Linked DNA regions of Homo sapiens: region 1 is linked to region 2. A link is an interaction called in ENCODE POLR2A ChIA-PET data of the cell type or tissue named here. Cell type or tissue: CD4-positive, alpha-beta T cell. All regions are shown on one strand. Links, peaks and the distances in the headings refer to the core of each region. The heading gives the core; the rest is flanking DNA.

Evidence for each region. ChIA-PET counts read pairs that join two places held together with the same protein. Peaks named below come from ENCODE experiments on the same cell type or tissue, not always from the same donor. Only the 100,000 strongest peaks of a DNase experiment are listed, where the experiment ranks them.
Region 1: POLR2A ChIA-PET joins it to region 2 with 20 read pairs; 10 of 35 experiments call an interaction of 5 or more read pairs at or near these places.

What each region holds. Positions count from the first base shown.
Region 1 is chr6:33,688,886-33,698,148 of GRCh38, reverse strand. It overlaps ITPR3 (inositol 1,4,5-trisphosphate receptor type 3), which reads right to left. Exons shown (of 58, transcript NM_002224.4): 50 at 8,739-8,911; 51 at 7,951-8,115; 52 at 7,040-7,232; 53 at 6,430-6,534; 54 at 6,221-6,348; 55 at 5,256-5,421; 56 at 4,444-4,604; 57 at 3,064-3,225; 58 at 1,587-2,437. The coding sequence ends at 2,369. It overlaps UQCC2 (ubiquinol-cytochrome c reductase complex assembly factor 2), which reads left to right. Exons shown (of 4, transcript NM_032340.4): 4 at 399-1,385. The coding sequence ends at 496. It overlaps MIR3934 (microRNA 3934), which reads right to left and starts at 21; the gene lies at 1-21. RefSeq lists enhancers at 1-593, 2,490-3,689, 4,502-5,479, 5,316-5,485, 5,480-6,455 and 1 more. In CD4-positive, alpha-beta T cell, for the core only: no CTCF peak of the experiment used is centred there; DNase peaks (open chromatin) are centred at 808, 1,368, 3,458 and 5,218; H3K27ac peaks cover 6,162 bases.
Region 2 is chr6:33,617,845-33,627,291 of GRCh38, reverse strand. It overlaps ITPR3 (inositol 1,4,5-trisphosphate receptor type 3), which reads right to left and starts at 5,970. Exons shown (of 58, transcript NM_002224.4): 1 at 5,601-5,970. The coding sequence starts at 5,689. RefSeq lists enhancers at 3,948-4,496, 4,497-5,046 and silencers at 5,568-5,753, 5,633-5,782, 5,793-5,962, 6,013-6,132, 6,163-6,472. In CD4-positive, alpha-beta T cell, for the core only: no CTCF peak of the experiment used is centred there; DNase peaks (open chromatin) are centred at 5,351, 6,011, 6,271, 6,821 and 1 weaker place; H3K4me3 peaks cover 2,912 bases; H3K27ac peaks cover 2,221 bases.

The DNA of each region.
Region 1 (9,263 bases), core at 1-8,000, 72 kb before region 2:
CTGGGGACAGGAAGGGCTGTGTGGAGCAGGCCAAATTTTGCGATGAAGCATCTGGGTCTGTGGGTTGCACAGCGGACAGCGCAGGGCCATTTCTTTGCCCTCATACGGAGCAGGGCAACGAGCAGCACATCCCGCTTTGATGCCGAGGGTGAGGAGAGGGCAGGAGACCACTGACAGCGTGCTGGGCACAGAGTCTGGCACACAGTGCTCAGTCCCCGCAAGCGGTCACTTCTGTTACCTGTTTGATCTGCTCTTCAGGAGCTGGGTCTCCACCTTTTTCAGGAACACACTGTGTGAAAAGCAAGCCATGCTTGTGTCGGGAAAGCCCAGTGGGTCCAATCTATGTCATCAAGTTTTAGACTTCAGTCCCTCTCTCTTTTTGTCTTCCCCTTTTGCAGACACCTTGGAAGAGCTTAAGGAAATAGATAAAGGCATGTGGAAGAAACTGCAGGAGAAGTTTGCCCCCAAGGGTCCTGAGGAGGATCATAAGGCCTGAGCTCAGGCCTTACCTCGTGCACATACCTAGGTGTGGAGTCTTGTACATTGCCATCGTCAATAAAACTGCCCCAGTTTCCCCTTGACCTTACGGTTTGGGAATCTCCTCTAGCTTTCCCAGAAAGGAAGCCCTTGCTGCTCTAAAGAAAGTTTCAGCCTGAGAAGGGATGGTGATTGAGCTATCTGCTGTGACTGCTGCTCAGGGTAGGGAAATCTCCTGGGGAGAGGAAATGCAGGTTTCCCTCTGGGCCTGATGAGGGTAATGGGGCCTCGGCACAAGGTGCTTCCTGCATTGCCACGGGAGCCCCCGCCCCTCTGGCACGGGTCTGGTGTCTCCTGGCAAGATACTCAGGCTCCCTTTTGTTGTAGGAGCTCCTGGGAGGAAGCCAAAAATAGCAGTAAATACTGAAAAGGGCATCCTGTTGCAAACAGAAAGCAGTAGGGAGGTGTGAGGCCGAGAGAGGCAAAAAGCCTGCTTGGCCCTCATCCCCACTGACTCAGAGAAGGATGGACCTTAGGCCTCTATCCCTGACCTTGCAAAAACCCACATTGCCCAGTTGGCTTAAGGGACAGGGAAGCTATAGACAGGCCTTGGCCAAGCGGGGCCTCAGCTGCAGTTGGCTTCAGCACTGTGGGCAGGTTCTGTAGGTGGCCACAAGTCAGAGGCCCTGCTGGCTGAGGACACACACAGGGTCACCTCATTATTCCATGGAACCTTGGCTCTTACTGATATTGAGCATCCTTCTCTCTGGAACCGTGAGGGACAGGGCTGGGCCCACAGCGGCCCTGGTGGGTACAAAGTGGAAGTGGGTTCTTAACCTCGTCTGTGTCTAGACTCCTCAGGATGTTCTGAAATGCATAAAATAAAATCGACAGGACTGCCGTAGAAACCAGTTATGCCGAAATGCAGTTCTGGGTAGGCAAATCTCAGGGGAGGACCCTTGAGACAGGATGTCACTCAGCGTATCTCCTGAGAGCCTGAGAGGCCAGGCCAGCAGGGAGGGGCTCTTGTTCCTGTCTTCTGCCAGTGTGTCCTGTTAATCCCCACAGCCCCCGGGGGAGTGCAGGAAACACATCCCTTTTTAACGGACTAGATTTCTATTAATTTATTTAAGGCAATTAACATATTAGTTCTCAGGCCAAAGGATTTGTAAAACATTACACCAAAAGGAGAAAAACAAGCGGTCATGAAACAGCCACGCAAGCGCAGCTCAGCCCTTGTTGCCTGGGCGTACAACTCTTCCCCAGGAAGCCTGGGAAGAGGCAGGTCCTGGGAGCAAGATCGTCCATCATGGAGTCACCAGGCCACCTGGAGCCATGCCGGGGGTGGCATGGACACGACAGTGAGGTCTGCACTGGCTACAGCAGATCTGAGGCACGGAGGGAGCTGCACAGCCATGGGCAGGGCTGAGCACAGCACCCTTGAAATAAGTTAAATAACAAAGCCCTAAAATCACTAGTAACAGCATAACTGCCACCTCCCCCAGAGGCCGGCAGCCGCCAAAATGTAGTGCTTGGAGTTAAAGGGGTGACCCCACTCTTAACTACCCACAAGGAGGACTACAAAGAGTTGTCAGTTATTGCTTTAAGGAACAAAGGTCTCTAGGTAGGATTTATCTTCTGCTAAGGCATTAAGGTAAACTGAGTCCCAGTGAACTTTCAAGTCTTTTTAAGGGCTCTAAGCAGGACTGTCAGCTCTGAGGCTCCCCCTCCATGCTCTTCAAAGCCTGGGTGGGTGTCAGGGTGTCTGGCAGAGTGGGAGTGGAGGCTGGCCAGCTGGCTGGGCCACCCAACCCGAGGGAGGGGGCAGTGTTCTTCCCAGTCGCAGTCTCCAGTGATGAGCATCCCCTGTTGGGGCCTTCGGTGGCTCTCCTCAGCGGCTAATGCAGTTCTGGACATCCACAAAGCCTAGGCGTTGCCTGCGTTTCCGCTGCTCCGTCATCTAGGGTTAAGCAGATGCCAACAGGCCTGGTCAGGCCGCCTGGCACCTTCCCTCCATGGGTGCTGTGGAAGAGCTTGGCACCCGTCTTCCCCTGTGGGCCCAGCTGCTATTCGGCACTGGCGGCGGGCCAGGGCCCCTCGGGGTGCTTTAAGGATGTCGATGTCAGCACCAAACCCTTGTTCTCAATTAGCGTGTCACAAACCCTGGATTTGATGCAGCTGGGAAACCAGCCCACTAACAGAGGCTGCCTCATCTTCATGCAGGCACTGCCAGATGCAGAAGAGGATGTCTAGGCAAGAGGGCCTTAAACTCCCCCATCTCCAGTGATGGGGATCCCCTCAAAGGACCTACCTGGCAGCTGTCAGAGGAAGGGGATGAGAGACAGAGGGCCCCACCACCCTGTACTAAAGTTTCCACTTGGCCTTGTCTTTAGCGGCCCAAGGCAGGGGTTGTCAACCCCAGTCTGACTTGCCATGCAGGGGAGAGTGGGTTTGGCACCTGCCTTCTCATCCAGGCCCAGGGCCAGAGGCCAGTGGGGAAGAGGGTGGGTCAGGAAGGATGAAGGCAGGCAGGGACTGCCCAGGGATAGAACCCAGGGTGGGCCTGGGATCAGGCGGGGTGCACACCTGCTCCTTGAGCTCGTTGAGCTGGGCAGTGAGGTGGGACACCAGCTTCATGGTGGAGTTGAGCTTGTCCTGGAGAATCCGAATCTCATTCTGCTCCCCCTCGCCCTCATTGCTGACAAGGGACATGGCCCGCATCCGGGGGAACCAGTCCAGGTTCTTGTTCTGAAAAACATCACCAGTGGGTTAAGCAGGCGTGGGCCCGGCCTAGAAAGGCCTCATTTAGAAAAACAGTAATGTGGGGGGAGGCTTCTGCCACACCCTTAACAAAACTACTCGTCAGGGATGTGTCATGGGAAAATCTGAATTGACCTGGTCCTCCCCGGGGCCAGAGTGAGCTGGCAGTCAACCCTCTTGTCAACCCTCTGCCACCGAGACAGGCTGACTTCCGTTAGGCAGCGTCGGCAGCTGAGTTTGAGTCCTTTGCTGGTATCAGCACCATCTGTTTACTCTCATAACACCCCCTGAGAGGTGGAGGAAGGCCTCTGCACCCAGACAGACCCTGGATCTCCTTCCTTCCTTCCTCCCGCCCGCCTGCCTGACAAGCACGCCCCACGCCCCGGGAAGACGCGAGTCAGACAGATGGCAAATTGAGGGATCAGGAGGCTCCGCTGAGGAGAGCTGGCATCTGACACGTGTCTGGGAGGCAAAGCCACGTTTCCCAGGACAGAGGAGTCGGGGGGGGAGGGGGCACCAAGCAATTCTCAGCTTCCTTGTAGTAAGCTGTGAATTCTCAGACCAACAGATAAACCTGTACACAAAGATCAGTTTGAAATACAGACTAAACGATAAATAATTCCTTCTTTATGATTCATTGCCTTCACTCCATTATTACAGAAATTGGACAGATGACATTTGATTTCTGTAAGTGATTTTTAAAGTTTTTCCAGGCTCCCCTTCAGCCCAGGATCATCTAATTCAGACTTTTTAGGAAGCAGCCTGCCTTCCCACCGAGCTAGAAAACACTCCCTGAGAGCGGCCCACAGATCACTGGCCACGGGCAGGGTCTCCCCAACTCCACCCCTCCTCAGCATCACTGCACGACAGGCCCAGGGATACCACACGTGTTCTTCGGGGCGCATGGGTTTGCTGTGGGATTTTTCCTGACACCCAGAAGTGTGAGGAGGCCCCTCTGCAGCAGCGGCTTCCGTGCAGCCCAGAGCTGCTTCCAGCTGCTGCTCCTCGCCCTGCTGACCTTTCAACAAGTGTCTGCAGCTGTCCGAGCCCCTCTGCCTGGCCTCCTAGGGCCAACAGTCAGATAGGGCCACTCCTCTCCAGGGCCCAGGGTACTCAGAAGCTAAAACCATGAGGCCTCTGGTGCACAGTGATGACTCTAGAATGGCTGGTTTGGGCCCACAGGCCTGGCACAGCCCCTGCTCACACCTTGATCATCTGGGCCACGTAGCTCTCAGGGCCCGTGTAGTCGGTCTTGTTCTTCACGCGGACCAGCACAATGAAGTACAAGTAGTTCCACATGTTGTGCTCCAGCTTGATGTGTTCCTCAAATGACACTGTCTTGTTATCAAACTTGTCCCTCTCCAGACCTGAGGGTGCAGAGGGCGGGAATGAAACCATCAGCCTTCAAGAGCCACTGCAGGGTCACCTGCTGGAGGGGACCCAGCTTCCGGGGGTTGGAGGCATTTGTTCTCGGGATGAGCGCTTCCAACAGCTCGCTCTGGGCTATTTGGGTCACTTCTATTTAAAGCAGCAGCCACTTAGTGGAGATCCTGCCCTGCCGCAGCTGCAGCCCTCCCGCAGCAGCAACCGAGGACTCCAGGAGTAAACGCGAGAATTTCTCGAACTCAGGGGAAGCCCGAATGGCTGAATGAGCGAGGTCCTACAGGCCATACAGGTGACACCTGCCTGAGCCCGAGGTGGCTGGTGAGGGGACTAGCACTTCATTTCAGGGGTAGGAAAAGCACTGGACTGAGACCAGAAGCTCCAGACACTGACTGGGCTCATGTCCTCACCTAGAAACCCCAAGGGTTTACAGGGATGGGCCTGTCCCACTCCTTTCTGACTCCAAGTTCAGGCAGGGTCATGTTCTCCCCAGTTCTGGGATGAGCAAATGCATCAAGTCATCAGCTCCGGGCCAGGGTTCCCCAGGGCAGGAAGGGCCAAACCGCTACTGCCACTGGCATCAGATGACGTTCCAGCCCCGCTGCGGCCTCCACAGAGCAGGAAGCAGCCCTCACCACAGATGAAGCATGTCGTCTTAAGAATCTCCTCCTTCTTCTGCTTCTCACTACGCAGGTCAGCGAAGGTGTCGATGATTACCCCAAAGATGAGGTTCAGCACAATGATGATGACGATGAAGAAGAACAGGAGGTCATAGACCACTCGGGCTGGGAAGAGAGACTCCTGCAGGGGATGAGGCAGGGAGGCTGGGCCCGGTGGTCCCCACATTCACTGGGGCAAGATAGGACTCAGGTTGGGGCCAGGGCTGTGATATTGAGGACCCAGCCCCTAGCAGAAGGAAATGAGGGCCTCTGGCCTGGGGGCCATCAGATGGCAGAGTGGACCCAACCTGGCTCCACAGAGCAAGAATTGCAAGCAGAAGCCCTGAGTTTGGGTTAGGAAAGCGTGGACTCAGGACACGCCGGGGTGGAGGCCTGCAGAAGGAGTCTGGCGGGGAGGTAGGGCTACGAGTCTCGGTGTGTCTCTGCCCCTAACATTGATGAGGGAAAGAGGCAGCTCTGAACACCTCTGCCCACCCTCAGGACGCCTGGCCTCACACATTCCAGAAACCCTCTGTCTGGCCAGGGAGGCGGCCTCTCACTCCCAAGCAACAGGGGAAGGCCTGACATTCGGGAATGTGGCTGCCCAAGCCAAATCATGAGGCCTCCTGATAAAGCTGACTCAGCTCCGCCCTCTGCCCACCTGCTGTGGGCTAGGAAAGCCAGTGGTCACCATCCCTAGCCCTGGGGCAAAGTTTGGTTGCCAAAGTCTTTCCTTATGGAATGGGAGGGTGAGGGGGCAGCTAAGCAGTAATATCATGGAATTGGCCAGGTGTGGAAAGCAGGGAAAAGTGGATACAAGTTCGGGGGAGGGGGTTCAACCCTGAATATCTGACGCGAGGCCAAGGACAGGACTCTCCACAGTTGCTGATCTGGACAGTGGCTTGGGCCCCACAGGTTTGGGAGTGGGCAGGAGTGCTCACATCTTTGGAGGGCTTGCGGAGAATGTCGCCCACGCCACCACCGTTGCGTAGCCCATGGTTCATGACAGTGACGATGCACATCAACAGAGTGTCACAGGCCCGCTCTGTGCTGTCCAGCTCCCTGTCCTCTGCAAGCGGAGAGTGTGCTGAGGCCCGGGCTGCCTGCTCCTCCTACCCCACACAGACTCCTGCACACACACCACCCTCACCTTCCAGGACCTCAGGCACCGAGAGCCCTGAGACACAGTCCATCTTGTCCCCACTGCAGGTGTCCACAAATGCAGCAGCTCCATGTGGCATCCCCAGGGGGCTGGCTGGAGGGGATATGGATGAGATCATCAGGAGGTCCAGTGCCTGGCCTTATCCCCTGGCTCTGTCCCCAGTGTCACATCCTCCAGGAAACCTTCCCTGGTCCTGGATCGCCAGCCCTCCACTGTCCAGCCACAGTGAAGGGTCATCACGCTTCTGCCCCCGACTGGGTTGCACACTAAGGGCAGGGAGGGGTCTCTGTACCCCTAGGCCTGGCACACGGGCAGTTTCTGCAAATACTGGGTTTAACATGAATGACAGTTCAAGGGACTCCAGCCCTCAAGCAAGGGGTTCCTTAGGGGCCAGAGACCCAAGGCTCTCCCACCCACTCAGTGTGTTCCAGAAAAGAGCGAGGCAGACTGGTGTTAGCTAGACGTCCCCAGAAGCCAAGAGGAGAAGCAGACGGGAGCCTGGTGAGGTAAGCGCTGCAGGTCCTGGTCCTGACGCCAGACATTTGTGAGACCCAACCTCATTCCCCACAACCTGCCCAGGAGAGGAAGCCTCCAAGACCTGTGGAGTGGTTGTTGGGCAGCCGGTCGACCTCGAGAATGAAGTCATCCTTGAGGAAGAGGAAGCCGACGATGGAGAAGAGGTAGACCAGGATGAGGGCCAGCAGGGCTGTCAGCAGGATGGAGCGGCCATTGCGGGTCACACTCTTGATGACGTTGAACAGCGTCTCCTCGCGGTAGATGAGGTCAAAGAGCTGCAGGATGGGGTTGAGATAGGGATGGCACCTTGAGGGGCTGGGCCGGCCACTCTCACTGGGGCTGCCACTGGAACCCTGAGGGCTGCCTGGGCTCCAGACAGTTTCCCAAGGCTCCTCCAGGGAGGTCTGCACTTAGTCGTATCCAAGCTGGGTGGGCCTGTCAGGGGAGCTTCTCGAGAAACCTGGAATTCTAAGGTCACAGAAAGGGAGTGGCCCAGGGGAAGGCACGAGGGGTGAAACGGGTGGCTGAATACCAGCCAACTCTTAAAATGTACTTGCTGCATGCCAGGAAACAGTGTAAGTGCTTTCCATGCATTAGCTCATTTCATCTCACAATTATTTTAGAATGCAGGGGCTGTTGTTATCCCCATTTTACAGGTGAGGAAACTGAGGCATGGGGCAGTTAAGAAACTTGCCCAGTTACACAGCTAGTAGTAGCCCAGCTGAGATGCAAAGCCCTGGTCCAGCTCCAGAGTCCAGGCTTGAACCACCACTGTACAGGAGAAAGGGGTCAGATGGCCACCAGGAGTGGCCATCAGGGCCTTGAGGGCCAGGCTTGGGTCAGGCAGATGAAGACTCTGTAATTTCACTGCTCCCAGCCCAGCAGCAAAAGGACTGGACAGACAGACTGGTGCCGGGGAACTGCCAACAACTCATGGGAAGCCCCAACCACCCCATGCCCCCATCCAGCCCCAGCCCACCCAGAAGGCCTCACCAGGATGCTGTAGAACAGCTCATGAGCAAAGAGGCCCAGGACACTGGTCAGGATGTAGCCCACGTGGTAGAGGAATTCCATGTCCATGACCATGGCCTTATAGCCCCGGATGAAGGTGCCACGGTTGCCCACGAAGCTCACCACAAACACGATCTTGTTGGTCAGCTGGGGGCGAGTGCAAGGCATGAGAGTCAGCACCCTACCACCTATGCTGAATCTGCACGCATGTCCCCCAGTGCCCAGCTCAGAGCCTGGGAGGCATGGCATTAATGAAATTGCTTCCAGAAACGCATCTAGGCGCCTGGGACTCAGAATACAGAGGCAGCCCCTTGGGTCCTCAGTTCCAGGAAGACAGTGAGGTACAGGCAACGGAGGATGGGGACAGAGAAGACCACTGACTGGCTCTATCAGGGAAAGGTATTCCTCGCTCAAAGCACTTTATTTCCATCTGTCAGGAGATTGTCATTATGTATGAATCTTCACGTCTGCCGCGTAGCAGTGCCTCTGGGCAGTGCACAGCCCGCACAGTGTGCACAGCCACCCTGACCCTGTTGCTCCAAAGGGACTCTTGAATTTCTGTCTCTGAGTGCCAGCTGCCCTCAGGTGTTGAGGGAAAGGAAGAAGGTACAGAACAGTCCCTGCCACCGGTCTATAAGGAACTTGGGAGCCCAACAGAGAGGAGGGGATGGGACAGAGCAGTGGCTCCTGGAAGCAGCAGGCCAGCTTGCCGTCTGAATGCACAGTGAGCATGAGCTTGTTTGGGAATGGGGGCTCCCTCTGGCACTCACATTGAGGGCACCCAGGATGTTGAGTGTGGGCCCGATGCCCAGATAGTAGATGGAGCGCAGGATGAGCGCCACGATGAGGGGGCGGATGCTGTAGCGCTTGGTGAACAGGGCCGCGATGGAGAAGCAGATGAGGATCCAGAAGAGCAATGAGATGAGAGGGGAGTCCAGCACGCCTGGGGGCCAGGGGCAGGGTGAGCAGGGCTCCCTCAAGCCCACCACGGCCCCAGAGCAGGTCCAACAGGTGCCGAAAAGCCACCTTCTCCTGGCCGCCTTCCCGGTTAAGTTCCTGGTGCCTGGTTTTAGCCTCCTCCATTACACCTGCCTCTCAGGCCTAAGCGGGAGGCCCTGTCCGGCTGCGGCTACCAGGTTTTGTTTCTGGCTGACACATCTATGCGTGTGCACGTGCCTGCATGCGCCATCTCCCATGAGGTCAAAGACCCTGACCATCCCCTTTGACCGCACCTGTGTCTCCATGATGGGGCGAGAGCCCACAGGATGGCGCAGGGGGTGCTTCTGCACACTCTG
Region 2 (9,447 bases), core at 1,448-9,447:
AGATCATTTTTTTGAGTTTTTCACATTTTCTCCATGGAATGTATATTTTTTTTTAATCTGAAAAAATATATATATTTTCAAAAAATGAGTTGCATGGATTAGGCTAAGACCAAGAATCTGCCTTGAGGTACAGAACAGAAGTCTAACATCTTCTTCCAATGAAATCACAATTAAATGAAAGCCAAGCCGGGTACAGTGGCTCATGCCTGTAATCCCAGCACTTTGGGAAGCCGAGGCAGGCAGATCACCTGAGGTCAGCAGTTCAAGACCAGCTTGACCAACATGGAGAAACCCCATCTCTACTAAAAATACAAAAAAATTAGCCGGGCGTGGTGGCACATGCCTGTAATCCCAGCTACTCGGGAGGCTGAGGCAGGAGAATCGCTTGAACCTGGGAGGCGAAGGTTGTGGTGAGCTGAGATTGTGCCATTGTACTCCAGCCTGGAAAACAAGAGCAAAACTCTCTCCAAAAAAATAAAAGAAAGAAAGCCAAGACAGGTCTGAAATCCACCCAGGGAATGCTATCAGCGAGGGAAAGGCAGTCCCCTGCTCCTGGAATTACATGTGTCTCAGACTTAAGGCTCAAAGGGCCCCACTGCACAGAACGGAACAAGCTGGACCTGTGCCTTGGGTACCACTGATTCTGCAGTGCCTAAAACAGTGCCTTGCCTAGCACATGGTAGATGCCTAATAAATGTTTGTTGAATGACATTATGAAGTCTGATGAGGGCAAAGAGATGGGCCTTCTGGGCTGAGGGGCAGGTAGACCTAGCAGGCAGGCTTCCTCACAGCCTGTCAGCCTGGGAGGGCCCCCAGATCAGGGATCCCGGCCCCAGGTACTCATTAAAACCACCTGGAGAACTTTTTAAAAATCTAACACCCAGACCTTAGCCCTAGAGATGGTGATTCAGTTGGTCTGGCATGGGACTTGGGAGCTGAAATTTTTTTTTTAATCCCCAGGTGATTCTCAGGTACAGCCAGAGCACCATAGAGGATAATGCAGGCTGACGGAAACTCACTCTGAGAAGGCAGGGCCTTGTTCAAAGCATCCAGCAACGGCCAGGCACGGCGGCTCATGCCTGTAATCCCAGCACTTTGGGAGGCAGAGGAGGGAGGATCACTTGAGCCCAGGAGTTTTAGATTAGCTTGGGCAGCAAGGGGAGACCCCATCTCTATAAAAAATACAAAAACTAGCCAGATGCGGTAGCACACGCCTGTAGTCCCAGCTACTCGGGCGGCTGAGTTGTAAGGATTGCTTGAGCCTGGGAGATTAAGGCTGCAGTGAACCCAGATCACACTACTGCATTCCAGCCTGGGTGACAAAGACCCCATTTCAAACAAAACAAAACAGAAACCACCCAACAAGTTGGTGATGGAACATGAGACAGACACCCTTCCTGAGAGCTATGCCTCTGAGGTTTCCGACCTAGGGATCCTGAGCCTGGAGACCTGGGGCTTCGTCTATATTCACCCCCATACTTCTTGGGTCCTGACCTCCAGGGAAGCAGGTCAGGCTGGCAGGTAGACAGAGAATCCCATGGGTAAGAGGCAGCATCTCCTACTCACTATGATTACCCAGCCCTGGGTGATCCAGGTCCAGAGGCCCTGAGAGCTCCAAATAGGCTCCAAGGCTGAGCCATGGGTGGGCAGAGGCACTTTGACAAATGTTGAAAGCTCAGCTCCAAGACCCAGTTCACCTGCACTCCCCCAGTTTACTTTCTGTGGGTCTGGGGCTACCTCTCTGGGTACTCATAAGAGATCTTCGCCAGGCACAGTGGCTCGCGGCTGTAATCCCAACACTTTGGGAGGCCGAGGCAGGCGGATCATCTGAGGTCGGGAGTTTGAGACCAGCCTGACCAACATGGAGAAACCCAGTCTCTACTAAAAATACAAAATTAGCTGGGTGTGGAGGCACATGCCTGTAATCCCAGCTACTCGGGAGGCTGAGGCAGAAGAATCGCTTGAACCCAGGAGGCTGAGGTTGCAGTGAACTAAGATCGCCCCATTGTACTCCAGCCTGGGCAACAAGAGTGAAACTCTGTCTCAAAAAAAAAAAAAGAGATCTTCAAGAGATGACTTGAGATCCTGATGGGTCCACCCTGTGTACCCAAGGCCAGTTCTCCCTAGCCACTGGCCTGAGGCCACATTCAATCCTCCACTTTTTGTTGGCCCTAATCAGCTACTCCATCCCTGGCCTCTGCTGCTCCCACCTAGGGTAAGGGATAAAGCAGTGGCATTGGCCTTGCTCTCCTGCCAAGAACAGGCGTGGGCCTGCTTTCCCTTGCTGGCCGGCTGGCAGTCTCAACCGCTCCTGGATCCACTACCCAGATCCCTCCCATCCTTCCCACCTAGAGTTAATGTACAATCTTCACTAGGACCTCTAATTCTCCAGGAGGCTCTAATTGGCCTCGTCCACTTTGCACTGAAGAGCTCTGGCCAGAATCTGAATGCTGCCTCTGCCTCCCTCCCCAACTAATGCCCCCTTCCCATCTCCCAGGTGACCTGGCCCATCTGCCCACCAAGGCCACCCCTGCCTTCAACACATTCATTTTTATCCAGCCCTTACTGGGTACCTCCTGGGGCCCACACACTGGGCACTGGGTTAGCCCAGGAATTCAGTCAAATCAGCCTATGGGTTCACAGACATGGGCACCAACAGCCTCGGGAAAAGCAGAGGGGACCAGAGTTCAGAAAGGAGGCAGAAGGATTCTGAGGAGGATGGGGCAGAGAGAAAATCACTCAGAGCAACGCTCCTCACACTTTAATGCACCAGTCCCCTGGGGATCTTAATAAAATGCAGATTCTCATTCAGTAGGACGGGCACGGGGTCTGAGATTCTGCATTTCTGACAAACTTCCTGGTGACGCTGAAGCTGCTGGACTGATTACTTACAGCACTTACAAATCATTCCTTCTTTGACTCTTAACTTCCAAGGAAGCAGGAAGCACAGCTCCCTTAATCACCACCAAGTCCCCAGCACCCAGTACAGTGCCTGTAGACCTGCTAAATATATGAATGGTGTTAATCCTGGCAAGGTGCCCAGCATTAGATGGGCCTACAGGGAAGCCTCCAATGTGAGGAACACCAGAGAGTGGTTTGTACAAAGCAGTTCAAAAGCATAGAGGACGAAGGGTTAATTCTGCCCTAGGGGTTGGGGAAGCTGGATTTCTCAAAAGAGGCCACTTTGCATTAAGCCTTAGAGGGTGGGACAGATTTACCCAGGTGGAGACTTGCTTGCTAAAGGGCGGGAACAACCCAAGAGCAAAGGTAAAGAGACTGAGAGCGCGGGACAGGTTGCAGTCGTGTGGTGCACCTGGAGTTCCAGGTATGGGAAGGTGAAAAAGCCCCAGAAAATTATGATGCAGACCTGCACAGGCCGATGCTAGAAAGCCATGCTAGGAGGGTGGACATCCGCTGGTGGAACATCAGGAGATGTTGGAGGTGTTTGCAGAGGGAGGGGGTACCCCGGCGTAGAAGGGCTTTCTAGAGGTCACCAGGATCTGCCCCAGGATCAAGGTGGACTGGAGGAAGCAGTTCCTGGGGCAGGAAGGGCCAAGCTGGGAGGAAGTTTTGGAGGCAACAGAGGGAATCCTTTGTGAGGGAGTGAGGCCTGCACAAGGGCAGGGGAAGAAGCAATAAGATGTTTTCCCTGATCTTGTTAAATCTCACAGGTGCTAGGCAGGGCACGGTGGTTCACGCACTTTGGAAGGCTGGGGTGGGCGGATTGCTTGAGCTCAGGAGTTAGAGACCAGCCTGGGCAACATGGTGAAACCCAGTCTCTACAAAAAAAATACAAAAATTAGCCGGGTGTGGTGATGTGCCTGTAGTCCCAGCTAGTTTTGGGAGCTGAGGCAGGAGGATTGCTTGAACCCCAGAGGTCGAGGCTGCAGTAAGCCAAGATTGCATCACTGCATTCTAGCCTGAGTGAGAAAGTGAGACCTTGTCTTAAAAAAAAAAAAAAAAAACAAAACTCACAGGCACTTGAAAATCATCATGTGTTCAGCCCCAAGCCAGGCACTAAGCAACAGAGGTGGTCATTTCCCAAAAGTCCCTGGTGCTCTTCAGACACTAGGAGGGGACTTCCACGATAGATCCCTATGTCCCTCCCAGTCCCCACACCCTCTCCTCCTTCCCTCAGCTTTATCAGAGGTGTTTACTCTGTACCTACTGTGGGCAGCCCTGGCCTCAGGGCAGCCAGGGCCTAGTCACTGCTCTCTGGAGGAGGCCTGCACAAATGCTGGCCCAGATGTGGCTCCACCCCCATCCTCTAGGGAGCTGGGAAGAAGTTAGATCTAGTGGAAGTGGGGACAAATAGGCAGGGATTCCACGTGTGAAGGGGAGGGCACCAGGAGGGACCTGGATGGTTCTGCGAGAAGGCGAGCAGGGCAGGCTGGAATGCCAGGTGAGAACTCCCTGCTTGGCAGAGCCAGCCCTCCAATCCCACAATCCATTCCCTTTACACCAAGATGAAAGCTAAACTCCCAGCAACCCTGGGAGAGACCAGTGACCCCTCACCTCCCAGGCTTGGGGTGAGCCGGGCCCTGTCCAGCATCAGTCCTGAGCTGAGGGTGCCAGGTTGTCCTCCAAGGCCATCAGAAAGAAGGCACCACGCGGCTGGCTGGTCCCACTCAGTGGATCAGCAGAGGAGGGTGGGTGTACCCTAGAGGACAGCCATGTGTGGTTGGGAGGATGAGACAATTTAACCCAGGCCCCCAGACTGTAAACGGGACAAAGATAGCCGACCCTGCCCTGGGGTCTGGCTGGAGAAACCACCTACGCTCCCATCCAGCGAATCACATCCAGCTGCTCCTCTGAAGATAAACCCATCCTCTCTACCTAATTTCTCTCCTGCCCTCTCCCTGCTACAGGCCTGGCCCTCTCCAGGGACGTGAACTGATTCCCTGTTCATCCAGCCCAGACCCTGGGAGGTGGCGGCCAGAATTAATTAATGTTTGTGAAGTGCTGGAGAGAAGCTAGAACCAAGGACCCAAGGGCGCCAGATGACCGGCGCAGGAAATTGAATGGGAGAGGCGGGGAGAAGGGGCAGCTGGCCAGGACCTTGAAGCCTGGAAGGGGAGGGCTGAGAAGACACTCCTACTGAAGCTGGGAAGAACAGGGAGAGAGCTGTGAGGAGAAGGTGCGACCCCTCAAAGGCACCACGGGATCGGTAATAGAGGATTACGGGCTCCAAGCTGAGCCTGCCCACTCCCGACAGCTCCGCCCTACCCTCAGAGCCGGGCACGTCTCGGCCCGGCTGCCCTTCCCCAACTCAGCCTCCAGCCACCCACCTGCCCGCCCCCGGGACCACCTGCAAAGGAAGCCTCCGTCCCTCCGCCCCCTCCAAAGGCGTGCGCGGGAGGGTAGAGGCTGCGCCGCCGAGGGAGGCTCCTCCTGCCAACTCCAGTAGGGAGCCCGAGTCCTACCTGAGCAAACACTTCACTTCCTTTCTGTAAAAGAAGGAGGCGAGCCGTTCCCGCTCCTTGAGACTAGGGGGACGTCCAGGCCTCTATCGGGGGGCGGCGGCTGGACGCACGCAGCTGGCACCAGGGCCCACGGCGCCCCCTCTTTACCCGCGCCCCTCTCGAGCTCGGCTCACTCACCCCAAAGTGCTGATGAAGCCATTGACGGAGCCCTCGGCGTACAGGGAGACGATGTCCCCGATGTGAAGAAAGCTGGACATTTCACTCATGGCTGCGGCCCTCCGGGGCCCAGGGCGTGGGGGGCGCCTAGGGGCGCGTGGCCAAGCTCAGTGCGGAGGACTGAGGCGTCCGGGGAGCGGGGAGGGGTACGCTCCCACCTCGGATCCCGACGCTCGGTGCGGCCGGGGCGGGCTGGCGGCCACGGGAGCCAGGAGGCGGCTCGGCGGGGCCCGGGGTCCGGGTGAGGAGGTGCCCACGTCTTGGCGCGCCCGCCGCCCGCCCGCCCCGCCCGGCCCGCGCGTACCTGCAGCGTAGAAGGAGCAGGAAGTCTGGGGCCACCACACACATGCAAATCCCGCCCGGGAGGCGGGGAGGCCACACCCCGCCCCCCCTCCCCCCGCAGCTCGCCCGCCGGCACCCATGTGCACCCGCCTGCCTTCCCGCGCCCCGCGCTCCTCGCGCGTCCGGGGCCCGGCCTCCCGGACGCCGAATGCGCCGCCAGCCCTCCTGATCTCCAGAGGCGTCCTGCAAGGCACCGGGTCTAGGGGGCTCTCGGAGCTGCCATCCCTGGGAGGCCCAGGCGTAGTGGGGAGCTCTCCGCCCTCGGGGTTCCCGGACTATCTGCACCCGGGCCCTCGGCTGGCTAAGAGCCAGTGCAGGCGCCCGCGGAAGGGGGAGTCCAGCTCTCCGGCGGGCGTCACCCCGGAGCCGCTCGCGGAGGGCGCGCCCTGGAGCGCCCTGGCCGCGGCCGCCCTGCGGCCACCGCGCGGTCTCCGCGCCCAGCTGAGAGCAGGCTGGCGCCCAGAGGCGCGCTCATCCCTTTGCAGAGCAAATTCGGGATTCATTTTTCTCAACGTGAAAAGCCTTTTCATTGCACAATAGAAAGTGCTCAGGCTTGGAGGGGAAATGAAGCAATGGGGTGGGTTTTGTTTTTTTTCTCTCCGCATTCCTGTGTACAAAGAGATCCAACTTCCGAATCAGTTCAGCCGCTCCCTCTCCAGGAGTTGGCTCCAAAACTCTTGGCTCCTTCCGTCTTTCCTTTCAAAAAAAAAAAAAAAGCAGGGATGAAAATTACCTTCGCTAGTTGACAGAGCACCCAAGCGCTAACGATGCCAAGTCTGGGTGCCGGCCCCCTGGGAGTGACCCGCTGCGGCAGCGCCGCCAGGCTCTGGCTCCCGAAGTCCTGCCCTCAAATTCGCGTCCCGGGCTCGCTTACTTTCTGTTCTGTTCCCCGGTGCTTGGGTGTTTGCTTCCTAGTCCTTTATTTGAACGCCTAAGATAGGGTGCCCATTGCCACCGCCATCCGATCACTTTTGCTCCCTTCGGACCCCCCAACCCCACTTCCTGAGTTGTGGGGGGGCGTTTGTCCCTGGGAGAGAGGGAGGAGGGGACTCGGTGACTGAAGCAGGAAGAAGAGAGGCTAGGGGAGGGGTGGAGACAGCTAAAAGCAAAGAGACAGCTGCTGACCCTGGGAGGAGAAGAGCCCCAGGCAGTGGTTTTTTTGTTGTTGTTGTTGTTTTGTTTGTTTGTTTGTTTGTTTGTTTTACGAAGACCCCCAGGAACGATGTGGGAGGGAAGGACACCTCCAGGATCGCTAAGTACCGTGTTTTACAGTTTTGTTTTGTTTTTTCACCATGGCAAACAGTAACAAGTTTTACAGCAGACCAGTCCACACCTTCGTCTATATATAAGCAAAACAATAGATCACCAAACAATACTTACTTTTATGACCTTTGATGCATGCTGATATTTTCTATTCTATTTCAGTTGTGTTCTTGTTGTTGCTTTAATGCTGATTGTAACCCACTGAACTGGTTTTTTTTAATGTCCCAAATGGGTTGCAAACTGCAGTTTAAAAAACCTCATCCAGTCCACTGTGCCAAAAAGAGATGACCAAAGCCCAGAGAAGGAACACCACCCATCAAGGGCACACGGCAGGTTCCTGGCAACTGGAGGCAGAAGCCAACCAAGCCTCTGATTTTTAGCCGGGTATTCTCCTATTACCCCACACCAACTGAGCCACAGCGATGGGTCACTGGAACCTCACTGAGAAGGGGCAGCCCCTGGGACAGTTTCACTTGCTCCCAGGAGTCAGGCCTCCTGTATCATCCCCAAAAGTTAGAAGGGAAAAATATGCCTTCATTCCATAAGCATTTATTGAAGGCCTGTGATGTCAGGCCTCTGCTGGGCACCAGGCTCTGATCAAGCTGTCAGCCTGGGCCCAATTGCCTTTTTCCCTTCCCCAGACCGTGAGGATGAAGAGGGACAAGTTGAAAACTTGCCTCCAGTGGCCACACTCAGAACTTGTGCCACAGCCACACCCAGGAATCCACCTCCTTCCTCCCCTGACATCCATATAGATGGTTCCATAACTCAGCCGAGGTGTAGCAGCCAGGAATGGAGGTCACTCCACTTTGGGTCTCTCTGGACTAAAGCACATGGCCTTGTTTCTCCCCACCCCTCCCCATCCTAGGAATACTTAGAGCCTCTGTCTCTCCACCAACCAGGAGGTCTCAGAGGTGAGGGCTCTGGGCCCCTGTCACCTGCTTCTTCCAAATCAGCTCCACTGTAAGCTATTTTATATACCTGCGTTCTGAGTTAGAATTTGTTTCAAGAAAGTTTCTGTTGGTTAAACAACAACAACAAAGACCAAAGTTTAAGAAACAGATGGTACAGCTCCAATGAGTTCCCTCCCCTGCTTCCTGCTTGAAGCCTTCCTATGCCTCCTCACTGCCCACAGAAGTCTACAGACCTGAGCCCAGCACACTGGACCCTCAAGTCTTGCTGTCCTCCCACCCTCTGCAGAAAACACAATTGCTCCTCAAGGAGGATCCATGCTGTAGACTGGCCAAGAGTGCAGACTCTGGCTCCCTTTTTTTTTTTTTTTTTTTTTTTAGACGGAGTCTCACTCTGTCGCCCAGGCTGGAGTGCAGTGGCGCAATCTCAGCCCACTGCAACCTCCACCTCCCAGGTTCAAGCAATTCTCCTGCTTCGGCCTCCCGAGTAGCTGGGATTACAGGTGCCCGCCACCACACCCGGCTAATTTTTGTATTTTTAGTAGAGACAAGTTTTCACCATGTTGGCCAGGATGGTCTCAATCTCTTGACCTCATGATCCGCCTACTGCGGCCTCCCAAAGTGCTGGGATTACAGGTGTGAGCCACCACGCCTGGCCCGGACTCTGACTCTTACAGGCCTGGATTAGAGTCCCAGCTCTGCCACTTTCTAGCAGGCATTCTCTCAGCCTGTTTGCTCATCTGTTAAATGGAGAGAGTACCATACCAACATGTGAAGGAAGTGTGAGCCATCAGCACAGCATCCCAGGCAGGAAGGACTCAGTGTGTCCCTTCTCATTTCCCCAGGACCTCATCCACTCATACCCCTGTGCCTGCGCTCCTGTGGCTCTCTCTAGCACTTCACCTTTTCAAGTTCCCATGGTCAGAATAAAGTCTTCTTCCCTAAAGTACTGGAGCACTAATCTTTTAAGTACTATTATGAAATATTTTAAGAAGTAATAGATAAAAATACAGTGAGTGCCTGTATCTTTCCTCTAGCTTTGTCAAATCTTTGTATTTTGCCAAATTTGGTTCTTTTTTTTTTTTTTTTTAAGAATTAAAACTTAGGCCGGGCACGGTGGCTCATGCCTATAATCCCAGCACTTTGGGAAGCCAAGGCAGGCAGATCACCTGAGGTCAGTAGTTCACGGCCAGCCTGGCCAACATAGTGAAACCCCATCTCTACCAAAAATACAAAAATTAGCCAGGCATGGTGGCATATGCCTGTAGTCCCAGCTACTCGGGAGGCTGAGG